Regions from separate parts of the Homo sapiens genome. Here region 2 is linked to region 1. A link is a loop called in an ENCODE intact Hi-C map of the cell type or tissue named here. Cell type or tissue: endothelial cell of umbilical vein. All regions are shown on one strand. Each heading gives the region's core, and the rest is flanking DNA. Links, peaks and the distances in the headings are about the cores only. Region 1 overlaps SHANK3 (SH3 and multiple ankyrin repeat domains 3). Region 2 holds the start of CPT1B (carnitine palmitoyltransferase 1B).

Region 1 (10,596 bases), core at 1,239-9,238:
GTTGTAGCTGCCGGAGTCCCCTCTGGGAGAGTTGCTGCTGGCCAGGCTGGGACCGTCCTGTTGTAGCTGCCGGAGTCCCCTCTGGGAGAGTTGTAGCTGCCGGAGTCCCCTCTGGGAGAGTTGCTGCTGGCCAGGCTGGGACCGTCCTGTTGTAGCTGCCGGAGTCCCCTCTGGGCGAGTTGCTGCTGGCCAGGCTGGGACGGTCCTGTTGTAGCTGCCGGAGTCCCCTCTGGGAGAGTTGCTGCTGGCCAGGCTGGGACCATCCTGTTGTAGCTGCCGGAGTCCCCTCTGGTGCCTGTGCCTCTCTCTGGTATATGGACTCCCAGGACCCCCTTCCTGCCATGAGTGTTTACTCGTGGGTGTCCCCATTTTTTGTTTTTGTTTTAATTTGAAGTGACAGCGGGCAGCAAACGTCTGGAGCAGATGTTAGGGTTGGACTCTCACTTGGTTCTAATGTGAGGTCATGGTCAGGGCTGGAGTTGAATTTTGGACTGGGGTTAAGATTAAGGTCGGTTTCATGTTTAAGGGCCCTTCTTCTGTAGAGTTCCCCCTGAACATCCCCCTGTAAGGCTTGGTTATGAGCCCCTCCACCCCAGGCTGTGTCAGTTGAACCATCTGAGGCTGTGGCAGACCCTCGGTGAATGCCACAGCTGCTCTCAAGGCCACTGCAGGGAAGTGTGTGTTGAGGAAGTAACTGGGCCAGTGGGATGGGTAGGATCGGAGTCCAGGGTCAGGTCAGGGGAGAACTGTGGTAAGGTTTGGGTTTGCATAAGGGGCAGCAGATAGTTACTTCTGGTTTGGGCTGGTGTTTTGGAGGTGGCCCTTAGTGTTGGAAGGCCCTGGTTTGTGCATGTGTGGGGCCTCTTCCTCTTTTTTTTTTTTTTTTTGAGATGGAGTCTGCCTATGTAGCCCAGGCAGGAGTGCAGTGGCGCGATCTTGGCTCACTGCAAGCTCCGCCTCCTGGGTTCTCACCATTCTCCTGCCTCAGCCTCCCGAGTAGCTGGGATTACAGGTGCCCACCATCATGCCTGGCTAATTTTCTGTATTTTTAGTAGAGACGGGGTTTCACCGTGTTAGCCAGGATGGTCTTGATCTCCTGACCTCGTGATCCACCCGCCTCGGCTTCCCAAAGTGCTGGGATTACAGGCATGAGCCACTGTGCCCGGCCAGGGCCTCCTCTTCTGCCTATAATTGTCTAACCGTGGGAAAGCTGTCTGGGACCTCTGCGCCTCAGTTTCTCTTAAGTGAAACATGGTCTCTTATGGTCATTTGCATCCCCTTCCCCCTGTGGTGTCCTGTGGCGTTTGATCCTGGGTGGGGCTGGACTCTTGCCGGTGGCCTTGGTCTAGTTGCTTGGAGGGAGGGCGGGAAGGCCCCATCTGCCCCTCATCTGTGCGTTGTGGACAGATACCCCAGGGCTCTTGGAGTCACCATGGTTGCGACTTACTGGCTATCCAACCTAGGTGTGCTTGCTTGGTTGGAGTTAGACACACGTCCCTCAGTGGTAAGGAGCAGGCACCTGTGTCAGTTCATCCTGATGTGGTCGTCGGCTCCATGGGCCAACAACACCCTTACCTGATCAGGTGCCACACACAGACACTAGGGTGACACCGCCAGATTTCCCTGAGTACAGGCAGCATATTTGTCAGGATTTAATACAAGCCCCTTATCTCAATTTGCCCTCTCAACAACCCCCCAAGGAGTGATTAGACTGTTTTACGGAGAAGGAAACTGAGGCACAGAGGGGGTTAATTCAGACCTGATTGATTCAGGGTCTGCCTTTGTCACTCCCATGCCCTCCGTACACATTTGCTCCAAGGACAGGACAGTCATGACTTGCTACATCCTATGCCCACTGGGGTCCCAGAGTGGGGCCTGTACACAGAAGAGGAACTGGAAGGAGGTGCCGCCTTCTCTGGTGGGCAGGTGCCACCCGGTGGGATCTGGTAGACTGGGACCTGTGTAACCCTTCAGGCAACAGGATAGCTTGCTGCCTCTCGACAGCCTTGCTTGCCCCCTCTAGACTGACAGGCCTTGGGTGGGGTCCCTGGCCTGGGCGTGGAATGGGCATCCCACAGTGCTTTTGATGAGTACCTTGGGGAAATGCTTCTCCAGGGTGCTGTCATGCCCATGAGAACACACCTGTGCCTGGGAGTGTGTGCCTGAGAGAGGGTAAGAGACAATGTGGACCCAAAGAGTGACCCGACGTGACAGAGGCAAGGAAGCAGAGGTGACCACTTCTAGGCCAGAATGATTCAGTAGCGTTCTGTATATTCACGGTGTTGTGCAGCCGATTCTATTGAATTCAAAACATTTTCATCACCACAAAAGAAGACCCTGGACACATTAAGCAATAATTCTGCATCAATTACCCTCTCCCTCCAACTCTGTCAGCCATTAACACACTTTCGTCTCTGTGGACTATAGATTTACCTATTCTTGATATTTCATGTCAATGGAATCATATAATAAGTGACACTTAGTGTCTGGCTGCTTTTACTCAACATGTTTTTGAGCTTCACCTTGTAGGATATATCACTGCTTCATTCCTTCTTATGGCTGAATAATATTTCACTGTTGGTATAAATGACATTTTGTTTATGCATTCATCTGTCAATGGATATGTGGGTTTCTACCTTTTGACTGTTTTGAATATTGCTGCTGTCAACATGTGTGTACATGTACTTGTTTGAATATCTATTTTCAATCTCTTAGGTATATACCTAAGAATGGAATTTTGGAATCATATGATAATTCTATGTTTAACTTCTTGAGGAACTGCCAAACTGTTTTCCACCATTTTGCATTCCCACCAGTGATGTATGAGGCTTCCGGTTTTTTCACATCTTCACCAACAGTTGTTACTATCTTTTTTTTTTGACCGTAGCCATCCTAGTAAGTGTGAAATGGTATTTCATTGTGATTTTGACTTGTATTTCCCTAGTGACTAATGATGTTTTGCATCTTTTCATGTGCTTATTGGGCATTTGTATATCTTCTTTGGAGAAAAGTCAAGTCCTTTGTCCATTTTTAAATTGGGTCATTTATTTTTGTTGTTGAGTTGTAAGGGTTCTTTATATATTCTGAATACTAAACTTGTGTGGAATATGTGATTTGTAAATATTTTCTCTGTAGAATAGGAGATCCTTGTCACTTTTTTGATAATGTCCTTTGATGTACAAGAATTTTTAATTTTGATAAAGTTCAAGGTATCTATTTTTTTCTTTTGTTGTTCATGCTTTTGGTGTCATAGGTCACGAGGGTTTATCCTCTAGGTTTTCTTCTAAGAATTTTACGGTTTTCACTCTTAGGTCACTGATCCATTTTAAGTTTTAACTTCTGTTTATGGTGTGAGGTAGGGAGCCATCTTCATTATTTTGCATATGAATATCCAATTGTCCAGCACCATTTGTTGAAGAGACTATTCTTTTCCCATTGAATGGTCTTGGCACCCTTGTTGAAAATGAATTGATCCTAGATATGTGGGTTTATTTGGACTCTCAATTCTATCCCAGTGGTCTACATGTATATTCTTATGCCAGGACCACATGGTTTGATTACTGCAGCTTTGTAGTAACTTTTTATTTTTATTTTTTTGGAGATGGAGTTTTGCTCTTGTCACCCAGGCTGGAGTGCAATGGCGCAGTCTCAGCTCACTGCAACCTCCGCCTCCCAGGTTCAAGCAATTCTCCTGCCTCAGCCTCCAAAGTAGCTGGGATTACAGGTGTGTGCCACCATGCCCAGCTAAGTTTTGTATTATTAGTAGAGATGGGGTTTTACCATGTTGGGCAGGCTGGTCTCGAACTCTTGACCTCAGGTGATCCACCCGCCTCTGTCTCCCAAAGTGTTGGGATTACAGGCATGAGCCACTGCACCCGGAGTGTAGTAACTTTTGAAATCAGGAGGTTTGAGTGCTTCAACTTGTTCTTATTTGTTATCGTTTTGGCTAATCAGGGCCCCTGGCAATTCCATATAGACTTGAACATTGCTTTTCTATTTGTGCAAAAAGGGACATTGGAATTTTGCATTGAATCTGTCATCACTCTGGGTGACATTAACATTTTAACACCATTGTCTTCCAATTAATGAACATGGGATGTCCTTTTATTTATTTAGGTCATCTCTAAGCAGTGTTTTGTCATTTTCAGTATATAGATTTTTTTACTTCCTTAGTTAAATTTATTCTTGATTATTTTCTTCTTCTGGATGCTATTATAAATGGAATTATTTTCTTAATTTCCTTTTTGGATTGTTCATTGCTGGTGTGTAAAAACAAGTGATTTTTGTGTGCTGATCTTGTGCCCTACAACTTTGCTGAATTTGTTTATTAGCTCTAGTAGCTCTTTTGGTGTATTCTTTGGGATTTTCTACATATAGGATCATGCCATCTGCAAATAGAGATAGTTTTACTTCTTCCTTCCCAATTTGGGTGCCTTTTTTTTAATTTTTATTTTTGCCTGTCTAGAACTTTCAGTACGGTGTTGAATACCAGTAGTAAAAGCAGGCATCTTTGCCTTGTTCCTGATCTTAGGGGGAAAGCATTCAATCTTTCACCATTGTGTATGGTGCTATCTATGTGTGTTTTTTTTGTTTGTTTGTTTTTTGTTTTTTAAATATGGAATGCTTCATTAATTTGCATGTCATCCTTGTGCAGGGGACATGCTAATCTCTGAATCATTCTAATTTTAGTATATGTGCTGCAGAAGCAAGCACTTCGGATTTTTAATAAATTTCCTTTATTATGTTGAGGAAGTTACTAGCTTCTATTACTAGTTTCCTGAGTGTTTTTATAATGAAAGAGTGTTGGATTATGGCAGATGCTTTTTATGCATCAATTGAAATGATCATTTTTCCCCCTTTGTTCTATTAATGTGATGTATTATATTGATTACATTAGTCTGTAGATTTCTTTTCCTGCAATGCCCTTATCTGGCTTTGGTAGCAGGGTAATACTGGCCTCGTGAAATGAGGGAGTGTTCCCTCCTCTTCTGTTTTTTGGAAGAGTTTGAGAATTTGTGTCAATTCTTTAAATTTCTAGTAGAGTGCACCAGTGATGCCATCTGGTGGTGGACTTTTCTTCGTTGGGAGGCTTGTGGTTAAGGATTCAATCTCTTTGCTTGTTATAGGTCTGTTTAAATTTTCTGTTTCTTCTTGAGTCAGTTTTGGTAATTTGTGTTTTTCTAGAAATTTGTCTACCTCATCTAGCTTTTCTATTTGTTGGCATGTAATTGTTCATAGTGTTATATTCCTTTTTAACTTCTGTAACACTGATAGTAAGTCCCCAAATTTCATTTGTGATTTTAGTTATTTCTGTCCATCTTCTCTCCTTACTAGTCAATCTAGCCAAAGGTTTGTCAATTATGTTGATATTGTCAAAGAAACAACCTTTTATTTCCTTGATTCTCCGCTGTTTTTCTCTTTTGTTTATCTCTGCTCTAATCTTACTGTTTCCTTCCTTCTGCTAGCTTTTCTTTCTTTTGCTAGTTTGGTTTGCTCTTCTTTCTCTTGTTTTTTTGTTTGTTTCTTTTTGGTCTTTCTCTAGTCTGTCCGTCCCTCCGTCCCTCCCTCTCTTGCTTCCTTCCTCTTTATTTTGTTTGCTCTTCTTTCTCTAGTTTCTTCTTTTCTTCTCTCTCTTTTTTTTTTTGGAGATGGAGTTTCGCTCTTGTTGCCCAGGCTGTAGTGCAATGGTGTGATCTCAGCTCACCACAACCTCCGCCAACTGGGTTCAAGCGATTCTCCTGCCTCAGCCTCCCGAGTAGCTGGGATTACAGGGACCCACCACCATGCCTGGCTAATTTTGTATTTTTTAGAGGCAGAGTTTCTTCATGTTGGTCAGGCTGGTCTCGAACTCCCAACCTCAGGTGATCTGCCTGCCTCGGCCTCCCAAGTGCTGGGATTACAGGCATGAGCCACTGTGCCCGGCCTCTTTTCTTTTCTTTTATTGGTTCATTCATACAGACAAGGTCTCACTATGTTGCTAGGCTGGTCTTGAGCTCCTGGGCTGAAGTGATGCTCCCGCTTTGGCCTCCCAAAGTGCTGGGATTACAGGCATGAGCCACTGAGCCTCGCCTTCTCGTTTCTTTTTTGTTTCTTTTTTTTCGTGAGATGGAGTTTCACTCTTGGTGCCCAGGCGGTAGTGCAATGGCGCAATCTTGGCTCACCACCACCTCCGCCTCCTGGGTTCAAGCAATTCTCATGCCTCAGCCTCCTGAGTAGCTGGGATTACAGGCATGCACTGCCACACCCGGCCAATTTTTGTATTATTAGTAGAGACGGGGTTTCTCCATGTTGGTCAGGCTGGTTTCGAACTCCCGACCTCAAGTGATCTACCTGCCTTGGCCTCCCAAAGTGCTAGGATTACAGGCGTGAGCCACTGAACCCGGCCTTCTCTTGTTTCTTAAGATGTATAATTAGGTTATTGATTTGAGATTGTTTTCCTTTTTAAAAGTAAGTGTTTACAGCGTTGTTTCCCTTTAAGTACTGCTTTTGCTCCATATGTTGTATTTTTGTTCTTGTTTGTCTTAAAGTGTTTTCTAATTTTCCTTATGATTGATTTCTTTTTTCTCTTTCTTTCTTTTTTTTTTTTAAGAGATGGGATCTCACTCTATGGCCCAGGCTGGAGTGCCCTGGCTTGATTTTGGCTCACTGCAGCCTCAACCTCCTAGTCTCAAGCCATCCTCCCACCTCAGCTTCCTGAGTAGCTGTAACTACAGGGTGCAGCACCACACCTGGCTTTTTCTATTTTTTATAGAGATGGGGGTGTCACTATGTTGTCCAGGCTGGTCTCAAACTCCTGACTTCAAGTGATCCTCCTGCCTTGACCTCCCAAAGTGCTGGGATTATAGGCTTGAGCCACCATTTCTTTTTTGAGCCTGGTTTCTTTTTTGACACATTGGTTGCTTAGGAGTATGGTGTTTAATTTCCACATATTTGTGAATTTTCCAGTTTTCTTTCACTTCTCGATTTCTAGCTTTGTTTCGTTGTGGTTGAAAAAGATACTTTGTATGATTTCAGTCTTTTAAAACTTTATCAAGACTTGTTTTGCGGCCAAACATACAGTCTGTCTGGGAGAATGTTCCATGTGTACTCGAGAAGAATTCTTGAATATATTCTGCTCTTGTTGGGTGGCATGTTCTGTACGTATCGTTGAGTCTAATTGGTTTAAGTCTTCTATGTCCTTATTGATCTCTCCAGATGTTCTACCCATTATTGAAAGTAAGGTATTAAAGTTTCTTACTATTATTGTGGAACTGTCTATTTCTCTCTTAAATTGTGTTGTTTGTATCATATTTTGATGTTCTGTTGTTCGGTGTGTATATGTTAGTAATTGTTAATCAACATATAATGTCCTTCTCTGTCTCTTGTTACAGTTTTTATCTTAAAGTTTATTTTGTATGATGTTAATATAACCACCCAGCTCTCTTTTGGTTACTATTTACATTAGATTGCTTTTTTTATCCTTTCACTTTGAACCTATTTGTGTCTTTGGATTTAAAGTGATTATTTTGTAAGTAGCATATAGTTGGATAATACTTTTTAATCACTATCTGCTTTTTAAGTAAAATTCTATTGGAACACAAACACACCTATCTGCTTGTATGTTGTTTGTGGTGGTTTTCATGCTGCGGTGGCAGAGTTGAGTCATTGCAACACAGACTATATAGCTTGCAAAGCCTTAAGTAGTTACTGTCCAATTCTTTCCAGAAAAGGTTTGCTGATCCCTGGTCTAGAATGTCTTTTATAGTTTCCCTGGTTATAGTTAACTGCAAATGGTCCTGTTCAGCAGTAGTCTGGTGAGATTCGTCACATGTAGCCTGTTTTGTCTCTCCTGAAGCTTGTGAAATGCAGTTCTTAGAGCATATCTGAGCACCCTCAAGGCCCCTTTCGGCTGAGAGGAGAAGCAGGCTTCTACCTCTGAAGCTAGGGTGAGAGGCAGTTTGACTGGGATGTGGCCCCTTAATGGTAGCTTCATTTGTAGGGTGGCCAACTCTTTTGGTTTGCCTGGAACCAAGGCAGTTCCTGGAACATAGGATTTAGTTTTAACATCTGGAAAGCCTGGGCAAACTGGACAAGTTGGTCACCCAGCTGGCTGTTCAGAGTCTTACCTATGCCCCCTTACCCCAGTACCATTCAGGGAAACCCCCAGCTATGCGAAGCGGCGGCGACTGGCTGGCCCCAGTGGCTTGGCATCCCCTCGGCCTCTGCAGCGCTCAGCCAGCGATATCAACCTGAAGGGGGAGGCACAGCCAGCAGCTTCTCCTGGACCCTCGCTGAGAAGCCTCCCCCACCAGCTGCTGCTCCAGCGGCTGCAAGAGGAGAAAGATCGTGACCGGGATGCCGACCAGGAGAGCAACATCAGTGGCCCTTTAGCAGGCAGGGCCGGCCAAAGCAAGATCAGGTAGGAGGGGGCTGGCAGGCCCTGGAGGGGTTGGGAGGGTGGGGTGCCGGGACCTGAGCCAGGAGGAGCCAGCACCGGGAGGCAGAGAGAGGCCTGGTGGTGCCTAGCACCTGTGTAGTGATGGGCTAGGGCTTCCTGGTTGGGGAAGGGAAGAAGGCATCTCTGGAGGTGGGGACAGGCACATGCACGCTGATTTCCGGTTGGAGCTGGGCTTGCCATGAGGACAGTGGGCAGTTGAGGGAGCGTGTTAGGTGGAGAGGGTATGCTCCTACCTGTGATTTAGAAAACACACTGCATTGTCAGGCATGGCTGGGAAGAGTCAGGGCTGGTGGCCTGTGGTAAGGGGGACAGGGATGGAGTTGCCACTCCAGTAGGGCCCAAAACCTACAGGTAAGCCCCAGCCCTGTCCCCAGGGTATACTCATGGTTTCCCCCAGCCCTGGCACACCTACAGGACTCTGTGGCTTCTATTCTTTACCCTCACCCTGAGGCCTGGGTCCCTGAGGCAGGGATGCCTGGACCGGAGCCCACTGGCCTCTCTGGGCTGTGCATTGGGTGCTGAGGTGGGCGCACTGGCTCTCAGCCACTTTGTGCCTGGGCTTCTCATCAGTAAGTGGGAATAGTCCTACCTAAGTCATTGTCTTTGGGAAGCCTTCCAGAATGCCCTGGGCAGGTGAGGGATCACCTGGCAGAGTCTGGCAACTGCCGGTAAAAGCACCTGCCCTCCCTGTGCCTTGAAGGCAGGCACCGTCTTTGTCGTTTCCTAGTTTCATCAGAGCCAGGCACTGAGGAGGGTGTTTGGCAGACATTGTTGAGTGGAAGAGTTACATAAACAGTATGTTGTTGTCAGGATGGCCGCCGGCCTTTACAGTTCTGTCAGTCCAGGCCCGCTGTTGGGCTGAATGGCATGTGTATACTAGCTCCTTTAACCTTGACGAACGTACATGTTCATGCTCTATTAATACCATGTTACAGATGAGCGTCCTGGTACGCAGGTGGGGCCTGTGACGGGTCCAGAGTCACAGAGCTACGGATCAGCTTCACTGGGCCCCAGGTAGACCCAATCCCCAACTTTCTAAGCCTGAGTGTTCAGCAGAGGGCTCAGGGTGCAGCAGGGCCTATGGAAGGCGCCCCTTCCTGTGCTGCCGCCCCTGCTCTGCAGCCTGGTCTCAGCGATGTCTCCGTGTCTGTCTTTGCCTGGGCTTGTTGGACTCGCAAGGCTGGCTGTACTGCCCCAAATCTCAATTCTCCCCTGAAGCTTTCTTATAGACCCGCGGATTTTCTAAGGGCTGGGCGGCCCAGTGGCTGAAAGAACACATTCTGCATTCCGGATGTTTCCATCCCGCAGAAAGGCTGCTCCTGAGTTGGAGGCACGCGTTGCCACAGGCTCCTCCCTGCATTCATTTTTTGTACGTGTTCATTCATCCTTTCAGCAGACACAAAACTAAGACCTGCTGTGTGAGGGGCTCCAGCTCACCTGCTCTGTGGGGATGGCAGAATTCTGTTTTTTCCTTCCTCGCAAACATTTATTGGGTGCCTGGTGCGTCAGAGGTGGTGGGTCTCAGGAAGTTGACAGCCGAGGGCCCGGGCTAAGCAGCAGTTAGGTGGGCAGTGATCCCCTTATGGGGCTGCCCTGGTGAGTGGACAAGGGTCTGCAGCTCTCGGGAGGGGCTGAGGAAGTTCGGTGCCCCGAGGAGAGAAGTCACCCCCTGGGGGAGGCGAGGCTGGGCCCTGCACCGCGCGGGTCGCTGCGCCCTCTGTCGGTTGAGCCGGACCGGGACCCGACCCCCATCAGCCCCCCAGTATCACACGGGGCACGGCGGGGGAGTTTGGGCTGAGAGCCCGTCACTTAACAGCTGGCCCAGGGGTCAGGATGTTAGAGTAGTTCAGGTGTTGGCAACTGCGTGACGGACAGCCCACAGGAGGGGAAGGAGAGGTGCCCCGTGTGACTAGAGCGTAGCAAACTGCCAAGCCCGAGGGAGCCTGGCTCTTGGAAAAGCGGGTGGCTCTGGCCTGCCTGGGTACTAGGGAGCCACTGCAGGCTTCTGAGCAGAGCCCCAGTGGAGGAGTGAGAGCTCAGGCTCTACCCCAGTCTGGGAGTGGTCTGGGGAAGGTGGGCATCACGCAGTGGGCGTGGGCAGGGGCCGGTGTCCAGGACGAGGGGACCCAGGCCTAGAGGGGGACTGGGCACCCAGCGAT
Region 2 (8,074 bases), core at 75-8,074, 120 kb before region 1:
ACTTACCCCTGTCCTGGGATATACAGAGGGGTGAATCTGGCAGGTGGACCCTGGTACCACCCTGCCCTCTCAGCAGCGGGAGGCGGGGCTCCTACCCGGAAGTGAGCCAGCTGCAGCGCGATCTGCACAAAGGCATCAGGGCTGGTCCGGCACTTCTTGATGAGGCCTTTGCCAAAGGGCAGGAACTGGAAGCAGTACAACTCCACGTCGTCTGCCAACGCCTTGGCCACCTGGTAGGAACTCTCGATGACCGCCTGGCACTGCCAAGACATGGGAAGGGTCAGCTGAGGGTAGGGCTCTCCAAGCAGGACTCTGGGTCATGTCTAGGAGGCATGACGTTTAGCTGGTGGAGAAAGGGCACAGCCGGCCAAGACATCTTCAGGAGGAGGGTACGCAAAAGACAGTCTGAGGGAGAATCAGCCCCCAGAGGCCGGGCTCAGCTTTGTGGGTAAGAGGGAAGTGCTGAAAATGCTCCAGGGGCCTGTGAGTGCCTCCTCCATCTCATGGCTGTCTCTAAACACAGATGGCCCCAGGGGCGGTGGGTGGTCTCTGTCCTCCCTGAAGCCAGTTTGGACTCTACAGGTATCCTGAGACGTGCCCTGTGCCTTCCCGAGGGCTGGGCCAGGCAGTGAGGCCAGCAGGGGAGGAGGAGGCTCAGGCCTCGTCGGGGCTGTACCCACCTGCTGCTTTGTGGTCTCACACCTGCTCTGGGAGCTTCCAACCCACCTGTTTTGGAATGTCCCACTGCAGCCGTGTAGGAGGTGCGAGCGCAGGGTTCGGTTTGCCCAGGCAGTGCCCGGTCTCCGTGTAGCCCAGGTGGAAGCTGTCTGTGCCCAGGACAAACTGCAGGGAGAGGATGAGACTGAGAGGCTGGCCTCATCCCCTACAGCCTGCCCTGCAGGTTCCCTCTGCAAGGCTATTACCTCCCAGAGGTGCCCAATGATGGGAGCATCTGCCCACGCATGCTCTGCATTGAGACCCAACTGGCCATTCTTGAAGGAAATGAGAGTGAAGGATTTGTCAAACCACCTGCAGGAAGAGTAGACACATGAAGAACCAAAGCTGGGAATGTCCAGAGGTGCCTGACCTGCAACCCCAACCTTTAACCCTAATTACTAACCCTATTCTCTCTCTCTTTTTCTCTCACTTTTTTTTTAAATTGAGATGGAATCTTGCTCTGTTGCCCAGGCTGGAGTGCAGTGGTGTGATCTTAGCTTCCCATAACCTCCCGGGTTCAAGGGCTTCTCCTGCGTCAGCCTTCCGACTAGCTGGGATTACAGGTGCCTGCCACCATGCCCGGCTTTTAACCCTATTCTATAACCCAAACCCTAGCTTTTAACCCTAGCCACTAGCCCTACCCAACCACTAATCACAATCCTAACTACTTTTATGAAGGGGTCTCGCTCCGTTGCCCAGGCTGGTCTTGAGCTCCTGCACTCAAGTGATCCACCTGCCTTGGCCCCCAAAGTGCTAGGATCACAGGTGTGTGCCACTGCACCCAGCTCATAACCCTACCTTCTTTTATCTTTAATCCTCTAACCATAACCCTAACTTTTAACCTTAAGCTGTAACCTGTGGGGCTGGGGCTGCCGTACCTGTTGTAGCAGTTGCCATGTAGCAGGGCCTTGCCATAGAGGCTGAGGCTGGCCTCATCTTCGGGGTCATAGGAGTAGGATTCCTCATCCAGGGCCACGAAGAAAGCGGCACGCTCGATGGCCTCCAAGGCAGCCTTATTCTTTCCAGAGCTAAAGAAGGCCTGGCGTGCCTGCGCCCACTCCACCCTGAAGCATGGGGCAGGGTAAGCAGTGGGCACGTGGACTTGGGATGAGGGTGCCTCTGAGGGCCTGGCTGGACCTGGAGATGGGGGTGGGGTGCCAGGCTGGACCTGGAGATGGGGGGTACCACGCTGGACCTGGAGATGTGGGGGTGCCAGGCTGGGCCTGGAGGTGTTGGGGTGCGTGCCAGGCTGCGCCTGGAGGTGGGGGTGTGTGTGCCAGGCTGGGCCTGGAGGTGGGGGGTGCCAAGCTATTTTGGAGGGTGTCCCCACCCTCTGCACACTTCACCTGGCTGCCACCCGTCAGAGGTAGGTTATGCTGGCTGTCCTGCTGCCATGACCACCAATGCCCCTCCCCTAGTTGTGCCTCCAGCCTCCAGTTCCAGGGTGGCAGGCAGGGCCACGCTCCTCTCCTCACGGAGCCCTGAACTCAGGGTGGGGACAGTCCCTTCCTAGAGGCCAATACCTTCCTCCTGCAGTGAGGGCTGCCAGCTTCTCCTCCCCAGGCTGAGGTGGGGAGGGGTCGTCCAGGATCCTCTGGAACTGCATCTCCAGATCCTGAGGCTTGAGCAGACGGGCGCCCTCATAGAGCCACAGCTTGAAGAAGCGTCCCTTGTGGTAGACAGCCACGTGCCGGCTGTCTGAGAGGTGCTGTAGCACATCTGTGATACAGGCCACGGGCAAGCTGAGGCGGGGCCCCCAGCTACATCCTGGGAAGGGCCCACCTCCCATGCACTAGGTGACCCCTGCAGACCCTGTTTTGCTCGGCCTCTGCCTGGGCCTTCCTGCCCCCTGGATGGGATCCGTGTGTCCTAAACCAGGCCCTGTGCTGGGTGCTTCCACTCTCTCTCACGCAACACCAACAATCCTATAAAGTATTTCACAGAAGAGGAAACGACGCACTAGAGGGTTGTGCAAACCGCCTAAGGATACAGTGTCAGAAGCAGGGAAGGCTGCTGCCTCTGCCAGACCCCTGGGTGCGCCCCTCCCCTCCTCTGCCGGCTCCATGGCAGCGCCGGGTCTGTCCTAAGCTTTGGGCTGCAGCAGGACTCCCTTCACCATGCGCAGTGAGCCCCGGAGGGGAGGGGCTCTGCTCTGGGCCCTGTGGGGTCCCTGCGCCAGCATCATGCCTGTAAACAATGGATGTCTAGTATCTGTCACAATTGACTACTGTTCACAGTTTCAGGACCCTGAGACACTGGGGACGCTTGGTGATGAGCAGGCAGGAGGGCAGCGAGCCAGCCAGATGGCCCACAGGTAGCAGCGAGGGGGCTCAGTTACCTGTGTCCTTGCCCGGGATCCGAGTGGTGTTGAACATCCTCTCCATCTGGTAGGAGCACATAGGCACTATGCCCAGTGCCATCACCTGAGGGAAGGCCCAGCATGGCTCAGACTCAGGTCTCCCCTCCCATCCCACCTTCAACCCTGACGCAACTCACAGGCTTGATTTCTTCACGGTCCAGTTTACGGCGATACATGATCATGGCGTGGATGATGTTTCCCAGGCGGGCTGCCTGCACGTCTGTATTCTTGATGAGCACAAGGTCCTACAGAGGAACAGAGCCCGCGGGGTGGGGGCCTCTGTCTGGGTGTCACCTGAGTCTTGCTGACCCAAGGACCAATCTATTCGGGGGCCTGAGGTGTTCTGTCTCCCTCTTCCAGTACATCCTGCACATGCTGCCGGGGTGAACCTCCAGAAATGCACAACTGATCGCAGTAACCCTCTGCTCCAGCTTCAGCCTGAGCTGCTTTATTCTTTATTTTTTAGAGTTAGGGTCTTGCTCTGTCGCCCAGGCTGGAGTGCAGCGGAACAAGCATGGCTCACTGCAGCCTCAAATTACTCGCCCTAAGTGATCCTCCTGCTGCAGCCTCCTGAGTTGCAGGGATTAGAGTCATGCACCACCACGCCTGGCTCTGAGCTTCCTTTTTATTTGTTTATTTATTTTTATTTTTAAATTTTTATTTATTTATTTTTCTGAGATAGAGTCTCGCTCTTGTCACCCAGGCTGGAGTGCAGTGGTGCGATCTCGGCTCATTTCAAGCTCCACCTCCCGGGTTCACGCCATTTGCCTGCCTCAGCCTCCCGAGTAGCTGGGACTACAGACGCCCACCACCACGCCCGGCTAATTTTTTGTATTTTTGGTAGAGACGGGGTTTCACCGTGTTAGGATGCTCTCGATCTCCTGACCTTGTGATCCACCTGCCTCGGCCTCCCAAAGTGCTGGGATTACAGGCGTGAGCCACTGCACCCGGCCCGAGCTGCCTTTTTATAAGCTATTTTATGTGCTTATATTCTACTTCTTTTGCTTTGATAAAGGGGTTCTACCACTAAAAAGCAGTTTAAAACCTCTGCTATGGGCAAGTTGTGTGTAAGTTCCTGGAAGGACAGCTTATGGAGGAGAATTCCAGTAGGCTCTGGCAAGTCAAGTGTGCTTTGGACCGTGGGAAAGGAGAGAAGAGGCATGCCATACAGCCCAGGTGGCTGGGAGACCCAGAGACTCAGAAGGGCCAGTTACATGGGGCAGAGGCAGACTGACTTCCTGAGCTCTAAAAGCAGCAGCCTGGCCTCCATTCTGCTGTCCGGCTCTGCAGAGGGACACAAAGCAAGACACGTTCTAGACAATTCCCTGGTTATGGTGTCAGGACAGCTGGGAACCCATGGCCAGGAGGCCAGTGAGGAAACCAAGGAAAGAGGTGACAGAGCCCGAGCTGGGCAGGGGCAGTGACCCCGGGACTCTGAGAAGCGGTGGCAGGCTGGCGGTCTCCACTCTCCTCATCCTTAGGATCCCCATTGCCCCTAAGCTGCTTCTGGACTCTTCTAGGATCTCCTCTCTCTCTTCCCTTTCCCTCAGGCCTCACTCCATAACCCCCACTTGCCCACGGAAGCTGCTACTAGAGCTCTGGGCTGTCCTCCAGATCCCTTGCCTTGGAGCTGGGACAGAGCTGAGCACGTGCGGGGACCTGGGGGCTCTAGTTCATACCATGACATAATAGTTGCTGTTCACCATGAGAGGGCTCCTGCCTCGAAGGTAGATGTACTCTTCCCACCAGTCACTCACCTGTGGGGAGGTGGAAGGTTAGAGCTGGGGCGGGTGCAGCCAGGACACATGGCAGGTGACAGTGAGCCCAGGGGCAGGAACTTACATAGTTACTTGCCCACCATGACTTGAGCACCAGGTATTTCTGCAGCCTGGGGGCAGTCTTGTCCTGGAATTCTTTGGCCAGCAACTCCATGCGGTAATATTCCTCATCATCCAACAAGGGGCGCACAGACTCTAGGTACTGTCCAGCCAGTTATCATCACCGTGGGGCCAGATGGCAAGGGCTGCCTCTATCTTAATCCTCTTCCCACCTCTCCCTCCTCACCCAGCCCCATTATTCTCAAGCCCTTAAGGCCACTCTTTGCACAGAACCTTATATTTGGAAACATCTCCTGAATCCAACCTCCCCTGCCCACTGGGATGCCCAAGCGAGGCCCTCACCCGCTGAATTGTGGCTGACACCCTGGGCACAGGAAGCTTGGGCAGAGATGTCTGGAAGCTGTAGAGCATAGGGTGCCGGCTGGATAGAAGGCGGATACACATCTGGGGGTACAGAGCAGAGTGCTGGGGTGGGAGCCAGTGGAAAAAATGGAAACCAACCAGCAACTCCCTGAGACCCTCAGAGCCATCCCAGCCCCTCCAGGACAAACCACACACCAGGCACCAGTGCCCTGTCTGCCTCTCCCGTCTAGCTCAGAACCCCAAAGGAGTCCAAAGAGTCTCAACCCAGGTGCCTGAACCCCTCCACTGGCTGCTGCTCACAGCCCAGATCCTGGTCAAGTTGCTGGTCTTGCCATGCATCTCAAACATCCACCCATGGTAGCAGAGAAGCAGCTTCAGGGTTTGGCGGAAGAAGAAGATGCCCGTCACCCAGACGCCCGTGGAGAAGATGGCCATGCTGAGAAGTGCCCGGGTCTGCGGGGTCTGGTAGGGGCCACACCTATTGGAGAGGGGCAAGGGCTGCAGGGGGTCCTCTTGAGGCCAGCCTCGGGTGGCTGTGAACTGTCTCAGGGGAGACACCAAGGGGAAGAACCTCCCTGGGCACACTCATGTCTGACTGCATCAAATGAGCGGATGTAGGGCTAAGACAATGGTTGTCATAGGGGAGGGCTGCCCCGTGACTGCCAATGGCTGCTGTCCTGTATCTGCCCAGCTCAGGAACCTCAGCCTTGGGAGCTGGGCCCAGCCCTCCCTGGTGGCACCTGTGCCCTTCCAGTTTCACTCCTTACCCCTGAGGGAGGCATCTCTGGATGCAACTGACCAGCCCCAAGGAGATGTCCACGTTGCAGAAGGAGGAACCCACTGTTGCCATGATGACGACCAGCCAGCTGGTGGGGCTGCCAGGGTACACGCCCCTGAGGATGCCATTCTGTGGGCAGAAACAGGCGCCCTTATGGAGCCGGAAGGCGGGAGGTTAGCCTGCCTGTGAAGTCTTGGGAACTGGCTCCTGGTCTTGGCCTGGAAGGCTTTCTCTCCTGATGCCCTGCTGTGCTCCTTCCTCCGCCACACCCACAGCTCCCTGTGTCCGACCACATCCTGTGCACCCCTCTGGTGTCTGTACTTCCACAACCTGTACCGGGCAGAAGTGCCAGCCAAGGAGGCAGTGAGGGACCCTAACAAAGCGCTTAACAGCTGACAGCCGGCCTCTGCCTACGCTCTGGGAGAAGCACCTGTGCGCACCTTGATGCGGATCAGGCGTTTCTTCCAGGAGTTGATCCCAGACAGGTAGACGTGTTTCAGGGCCTCCCGACTGAGCCGGAAGTCGACCCCGTCTGGGGTCACCGTGAACTGGAAGGCCACGGCCTGGTGAGCTTCCGCCATCCTGGGGGTTGGTCGGCACCTAGGACGGGGGCAGATGGGTGCGCGGGCGCGCTTAGGCCGGCCCCGCCGCCAGCCGCGCCGAGACGCCCCCAGCCAGTCCGCGACCCCTCGCGCCCCCCACCCCGCGACTAGCGGCTGCCCCCGGCCCGCGCCCCCCGCCAGGCCAACCGCCGCCAAATCCTCGCGCCAGCCTTCCGGGTGGGCACAGCCACTGTGGTGCAGGGGATTTGGGCCTTGAAAGCTCCAGGAGCCCCAAGGACGGCGAAGGGCAGCCTGGAGTTGGGGGGCGTCAGCGAGGGCGCGGGCAGGGGAGAGAGGCGCCCCTGGAAGTGGAGCCGGCCTGGACAGAGGCAGGGTTCGGGAGCCCGCCCTTCCCCACCCGAGCGCGCGGGCCCCAGCGCCGTCCTCGCCCCTGTGCAGGGCTGAGGGCCCAGACCCCCGCGGGCCGCCCTGTGCCGGCCCCTACTCACAGCTCGGGTTCACTCCTGTCCGTGCGTGGGGCCAGCCACTCTGGCCCGTGTCCCCACGTCCTTCAGGCCTAGCCACCCCCGCCCCGCCCTCACCAGGAACCTGACACCTACTCCCAAATCGGGGTCGGGGAAAAACGTGGGGCGAGAACCAGAACCCACCCACCTTCCGCGGTGGGAATTGCAGGGCGCGGCTGGGTTTCTGTGCGGTGAAGGTTGCTCAAAGGTCTGGGAGCCTGGGGGGCCCCAGAGTCTCGTGAGGATGGTGGCTTTAGAGCTAAAAATAGCCAAATGTAGGGAAAAGGTCACCGATGTGTCAGCTGCTGCCTGTTCTGGGATCGCTGGTGCTCCGGGCGGCATCCCCACCTCAGGGTCGTCTTCATACCCCCATCACTCTCCTCCTCCCCAAGTCCTAGTATTTATTATTCTAAGCTGCAGCCAGGGGACTGGGGAGGGATGGGGGACCCCAACTGGCAGCATGAACGCTAACCACTTTCAATCCCAGAGCACTGAAGAGTCCCTTTGTGTGTACTGCTCGGTTTGGTACTTTCTGCTGCTGCTCAGCAGGGCCAGGACAGGGTGGGAAGAAGAAGCTTGTTTATTGTGTTACATACACAGCACGGGGCTCTGGCCTGCCAGCCATGGGGACCTACTCAAACTCAGGAACAGGCCGGTCTCCTGAACCTCAGTTTCACTTGGGGGCTCAGCCCAGTCGCCAGGGCCTTCTGCTCGTTGTTCCTCCCTCCAAGGTCCTGCCCTGGAGGCTCCAGGAGAAATCCAAGGAGTGGGAGGGTGGAGTCAGGATGAGGAGTGGACACTGGTCAGCTGCCCCTTCTGCTGGAAGTAGAACTGGAACCGAGACTGGGCATAGTCCTAGGGAAGGAAACCCACCCCACACAGTGGTGAGAAGACGTGGGACCAGCATTCTACATCCACCTCAGGCTGCCCACAGCCACCCGGGACTCCCCAGG

Evidence for each region. Peaks named below come from ENCODE experiments on the same cell type or tissue, not always from the same donor. Only the 100,000 strongest peaks of a DNase experiment are listed, where the experiment ranks them.
Region 2: a loop joins it to region 1, with 10 times the contacts of the local background. A loop is called at or near these places in 9 of 110 quality-filtered maps.

The regions. Positions count from the first base shown.
Region 1 is chr22:50,686,651-50,697,246 of GRCh38, forward strand. SHANK3 (SH3 and multiple ankyrin repeat domains 3) reads left to right here. Exons shown (of 25, transcript NM_001372044.2): 12 at 8,125-8,396. It also overlaps the pseudogene RNU6-409P. Among named protein-coding and RNA genes, the nearest start is that of SHANK3, 19 kb to the left of the region's middle. RefSeq lists an enhancer at 8,403-8,903. In endothelial cell of umbilical vein, for the core only: a CTCF peak has its summit at 5,067 (motif pointing left); a DNase peak (open chromatin) is centred at 5,051.
Region 2 is chr22:50,571,280-50,579,353 of GRCh38, forward strand. CPT1B (carnitine palmitoyltransferase 1B) reads right to left here and starts at 7,148. Exons shown (of 20, transcript NM_152246.3): 1 at 7,107-7,148; 2 at 6,496-6,655; 3 at 6,045-6,184; 4 at 5,578-5,755; 5 at 5,257-5,358; 6 at 4,919-5,056; 7 at 4,756-4,833; 8 at 3,214-3,321; 9 at 3,056-3,140; 10 at 2,241-2,436; 11 at 1,596-1,781; 12 at 924-1,029; 13 at 727-843; 14 at 96-260; 1 more. The coding sequence starts at 6,636. It overlaps CHKB (choline kinase beta), which reads right to left. Exons shown (of 11, transcript NM_005198.5): 11 at 7,684-7,976. The coding sequence ends at 7,902. It overlaps CHKB-CPT1B (CHKB-CPT1B readthrough (NMD candidate)), which reads right to left. Exons shown (of 30, transcript NR_027928.2): 11 at 7,757-7,976; 12 at 6,496-6,655; 13 at 6,045-6,184; 14 at 5,578-5,755; 15 at 5,257-5,358; 16 at 4,919-5,056; 17 at 4,756-4,833; 18 at 3,214-3,321; 19 at 3,056-3,140; 20 at 2,241-2,436; 21 at 1,596-1,781; 22 at 924-1,029; 23 at 727-843; 24 at 96-260; 1 more. RefSeq lists an enhancer at 4,861-5,155 and silencers at 4,861-5,155, 6,640-6,719, 7,060-7,179. In endothelial cell of umbilical vein, for the core only: a CTCF peak has its summit at 5,001; a DNase peak (open chromatin) is centred at 4,992.